Linked DNA regions of Mus musculus: region 1 is linked to region 2. A link is a loop called in an ENCODE intact Hi-C map of the cell type or tissue named here. Cell type or tissue: left cerebral cortex. All regions are shown on one strand.

Region 1 (2,500 bases), 1.0 Mb before region 2:
CATTCAAAAGCATGAATGTCCTAAGCCTACCAGCACACCAATGTCCTACAATATTCCCCAGCTCAGTAAATGGAAATTCTGTCTTAATAGCTAATTAGTGTCCCAGCTATAAATCATTGCTTTCATACAACACAGTTGCCCCCAACACAGTTACCAGCCTGATGTTTTTAAATAGATGTATCATTACTACATTCCCTTCTGTCAAAATACTCCAAAGGCCTTCCATATTACTTGAAGAGATATTGCAGTAGTTCAGTATACCATACTATCTAGCTCCTATGAGAAAGTTTAAAGTCATAGCCACTGCTCTCTCCTCAATTCCACTCTGGCCACACACACTTCTTTCCTTATCCTTGAACTCAGCAACAAGGCCTTTGTAGGCTTGCTATTGTGCTTAGAGAGCTCTGGACCTACACAGCCCATGGCTTTCTTCCTCACCTGTTAAAGTCTGTTGAAATATGTAGCTTTCTCTTGAGGATTTCCTTTATTAGCCATTTTAAAATACATAACACACAAACTTATTTTTCTTGTTGTATACGCTTCCTACTAGAATGTACAGCCCAAAAAACCAAGAATGTCTGCTCTATTCTAATGACTAGGGCAGTGTTTGGTAGGTAGTAGCAGTATCTGTTAATTCTACGTATAAGCAAGAATCAAGCTCTCCATGTGTCCTAGTAATGCTTTATGTAACTGATAAATTATATAATTCACTCGTACTGGAATTCTGAGAAAAATGCCCGGAATACTCTATGTGGTATCAGACTGCATTAGATAAAGCAATTGTATTTCTGAGAAATTCTGAAGTCAGAGATAACTGCTGATAGTAAAAAGGGGTGTCGGGGGGCGCTAAAAATCCCCTTTCCATGAAGAATTTCTGAGGGATAAAAAGAAAAGAGGAAACCCCTGCTTAACTACCAGTTTAAAATCCAACCTTTCCTTCGGATCTCCTTTCCCCTGCTACCACTGGGGATGGGTCTGCTATCCTGGGACTCAGGCTGATGCCTTCAGCACAAAGAGCACCCAGGGGGGCAGGGACAGAATTTTGCATCCTATTCCCATCGCTGGTTAGCACAGAATGTCGCTCGTGGCTGACTGAAGTAAACACTGCGAGTGCCTCGCTGCGAGAGAAGCGGAGTTTCCTAAGTTTCTTCGCAGCTCGGCTGGACTAACGTCTACCCATTAACTTAGTTCAGGGTTGAGCGCCCCTAGGGATGCGGGGCCCTAAGCAGTGCAGGGAGGCCGGGCGGGTGATGGGGATGCTCGACACCCGACGGCCACTCGGGGAAGACAGCGCGACATTCCGCGGGTGGCGGAAGCCGCGGTCCGTCGGGCTGCTGCTTGCTGGCGTCCCCGCGCCAGGGTCGCCAGCGGCTCGGAAGCGCGGAGGCAGGCCGCGGACCAGCGGGCGCGCGCCCGGCCTCGCCCCATCGCCCCGCGGGCTCCCGCGGACTCCGCGGCACGGGGACGGGGACTCGCGTTACCTGAGCGGCGCCGCGGGTCTGCGGTACGGCGGCCGGCGGGGCCTGTTTTCGGCAGCCGTAAAGCGCGGGCGAGCGGCGACCCCCACCTCGGCGGGCGCCTCGGGCCGAGCGTCGCCTCCTCGCGGGTGTCAACCAGGGCCAGCGCTGGGCTGGCGGCTGAGTCACGGGAGCCGCGCTGCCAAGGCCGACCGAGGGCCGCGGGAGGGTGAAGCGAGCGGCCCGAGCGCGGGAGGAGGGCTCTCGGGGACGCCGCAGCACCGGACACTTGGCCCCAGGGCGACCCCCGAGAGATTGACGCCCTCCGTGCGATTTCAGCCCCTGTTTATCGTTTGCGCCCTACGAAAGGTTTAAAAGATAAAAAGAGCAAAGTTGTCTAGGCCAGGTAGGCAAGTTCAAAACTGTGCCTCGGTTTCTCAAATAGTTCAGAGATTTTTAAAGAGAGGAAACATAGCTGGGACACGGTTAGGTGGCCCAGACCAGGGTCTTAGGTACAAGCCTGGCATGGCAGAAACTGAAATGTCCCCGCACTCTGGAGGGGAGGTAGAGGCAGAAGGATCTGAAGGTCGAGGTGATTCGTGGGTCACATAGGGAATTCGGAAGCAAGCTGGCGTTCATGAAACCCATCTTAAAATAATCGGAGAAAATAAAGACTGGCATAACATGGGCCTGTTTTAAAAGGAAGTTACAAAAGTGAAGAAATGATTGTTTTGTACAAGTGTGGAAAATTACATAAAAGTCACAGTGGAAGGTAGGAAAGCAGATACTAAGAGAAGGAGTTCAGTTAGAGAGGGAGGAAGAACTGAGTAAGGAAAGGTAGCCCATGAGCCACAGAGAGAAGGATGCACAGAGCCTAGCAATGTATTTACTTGCTATTTAGAAATTCCTGACAAACTCCTTCCAGTGAGCTTGATTGTTTAAATATGCAAACAGATAAACAACTGCCTGCAAATGAGCCCCACATGAAGAGTCGTTGCTCCAGTGAATGAGTTCTGGCAGCTCTGCAAAACGAGGGTATTCTT
Region 2 (2,500 bases):
GCGACTGTAACCCTTTAGTGCCCGACCGAAAGAAGGAGGTGGTGGGGAAAGGCAGAAAGAAACAGAGGGTGGGAACATCGGAGCTTATGAAAAAGGCCATCCTCTTGCTGACTGCATCCCCAGCATTCCCCCAAGAAGCTTAGACAGCCTGGGAAACTGGGCCGAGGCAGCATAATGAAGACCGGAGCTCTCCCCCAACCCCCCAAGCAGGATTTTCTAAAGCACTGGCTGCCTCCTCTCCTTAAAGTATCTCTAAGAGAAAAATCTCCTGGTCCAAGAGGGATCTCCTTACTGAGAGATTTTTTTTTCCCCCCAAGGCAAAGTTGAGAGGCAGAAGGCTGCTTGGCTTCCCCACTGACGCCACAAAACCCAGGTTTTGAAGCTCGGTGCGAGCGGAGAGGTCGCGATGCCTGGGAGATGCGCGAGGTGGGCTTCCAGCCTGCTCGCCCCATTTCTCCGGCGCCGCGTCTGCAACCCCTTCCGCACAGTGATACCCAAACCCGCAGCCCTCTCCCGAGGAAAGAGGCACAAACTTACCCTCAGGAAGACACGTCCACCGAGGGAGCCCCCTCATCTTCCCCCAGTCCTCTTTCCATTATTCAAGGAGACAGTTTTACCAACACTTCCCGTCAAATTCAAGCCGAAACGGTCAAAGTATTTACCAGTTTGCAGATGCTTTCTTTTCAACCTCTGGAACTGGGTAATTCTTGTTTCAGAATTCAAGATGCTTCCTTTATTTATTTATTTTTTTTTTCTTTAAGCAGCCGCAACCCCAGATCCACCTCCCCCTCCCTCGTTATTCACCCACGGACACTTCCTAAACGTGTGGATTGATGCTTTTTTTCTCTCCAGATGCTGCCAGGATCCAGAATCCTGGAGAACCAAAGCCGCATCCGTGTAATTCCTACCATCAGGCAAGAAATACAAACGATCAAACAACGTTACTTCTTTGAGCTGCGATCAGATAATCCTACTAATCCAATAGATTTATCTCGATTGGAAATTGACCTCAAAGATGAATCCCCAGTGCTCGCGTCCAGTAGAACGATTCCGTAGCCCTATCCGGGTTACCGAAGGGCTGTGGTTTCTTTCTTTCCTTTCCTTTTCTTCTTTCCTTCCTGCCTTTTTTAATTTTTTAAAAATCTTTTTGGATTCTGGGTGCACTGCTCGCAAAAGAAAAAAAAGAAAGAAAGAAAAGAAAAAAATGCCGAGGACCCTGGTTTTCCCCTAATACAGGTTTCTACTCCAAATCGGTGCAGAATGAAAAATGATACAAAGGTACCCCTAGTGGCTCGCGGCGATATTGCAGGGAATTCACTTTTTTCCTCCATCCCCTCTTCACCTTTTCCACCCCCTTCTTGGTCCCCTGGCATCTAGGAATAACTTGCTGTTATAGTAACCAGGGTGCTGAACTCCAATCACTACGAGTAAAATGAAGCTGTCTACTAAACAGGTAGGATGGGTTTTGCCTTTTACTGGAAAACTGAAGGTCTTTTCGACATTTAAAGTTTTTCCCCAATAACATTTAGTAGCTAATATGTCAACTTAGGGAAGCACTATGATTTCAAGGAAATATATTTGTTTCCTAAACACCCATAGTTAGCAGTTAGCATGCACATGCGCTCACACACACACACACACACACACACACACACACAATTCTGTTCTTTTGAAATGTATTGTTTCAGAAAACCATTTAACCTTTTGTTTCCTTTGAATAAATATAATAAAGGATTATCTAGATAATATTTTATCATTTGGAATTTTAAAATATCTTCAATTAAATCTACTTTTTATCTGTGTGTATATGCATGCAGAAAGTTGCATGTGCAAGCACATATGCCAGGACCTATGTATGGAAGTCAGAGTATAACTTTCAGGAGTCTCTTCAGCTCCCTCTATTTAATGGACCCTGGGGACCTAAATCACACCTTCAGTTTGATGTCAAGCATTTTTACCCACTGAGCTATCTTGCCAGCTCTCATTTTGGAATGAGATTTATTTGGAATATATGTGTATGTTTATCATTTTACTCATAGATGTTCATGCACCTATGCACATGCTCCCTGTGTGTGCAGATGCCTAAGGAGGGCAGAAGTCATGCCCTAGAGCAAGAGAGATAGGCCTTTGAAAGCCATCCAGCAAGCATACTAAAATTTGGGTTATCTATAAAAGCAGTAAGCACCCTCATTGTGAAGCCATTTCTCCAACCCATTATCTTGGATTTTTTTATGTCTGCTCAGAAAAGCAGGCACAACGTCTGAGTGCAGAGAAAGGGCAACACCTGACCATCATGACCCAGGTTTCCTGGATGCTTTCTTGAAACCTTTAGAGTTCAGCGGCCTCTGCATCAGCACCAGGAGTTCTGAGAGATTCCAAAGAAAGGAATCAATGCTGTGAATTTCAGGCCTCTTTGGCAAAGCAGTATTCCGCATAGTCTCACAAACAGTGTCTATCAATAAGCCAGCAATCTTTTTAAAATGAAGATTCTAGGTCTTTA

What was found. Hi-C counts contacts between places; a loop is a spot of excess contacts. Peaks named below come from ENCODE experiments on the same cell type or tissue, not always from the same donor. Only the 100,000 strongest peaks of a DNase experiment are listed, where the experiment ranks them.
Region 1: it touches region 2 in a loop (5-fold over the local background); 2 of 42 quality-filtered maps call a loop at or near these places.

What each region holds. Positions count from the first base shown.
Region 1 is chr3:25,142,598-25,145,097 of GRCm38, forward strand. It overlaps a transcript of Naaladl2 not described here. Among named protein-coding and RNA genes, the nearest start is that of Naaladl2, 360 kb to the left of the region's middle. In left cerebral cortex, a CTCF peak has its summit at 1,212; a DNase peak (open chromatin) is centred at 1,182; H3K4me3 peaks cover 2,118 bases; H3K27ac peaks cover 2,500 bases.
Region 2 is chr3:26,152,728-26,155,227 of GRCm38, forward strand. It overlaps Nlgn1 (neuroligin 1), which reads right to left and starts at 1,259. Exons shown (of 6, transcript NM_001357096.1): 1 at 538-1,259. In left cerebral cortex, a CTCF peak has its summit at 1,289; DNase peaks (open chromatin) are centred at 94, 405, 944 and 1,281; H3K4me3 peaks cover 1,339 bases; H3K27ac peaks cover 1,269 bases.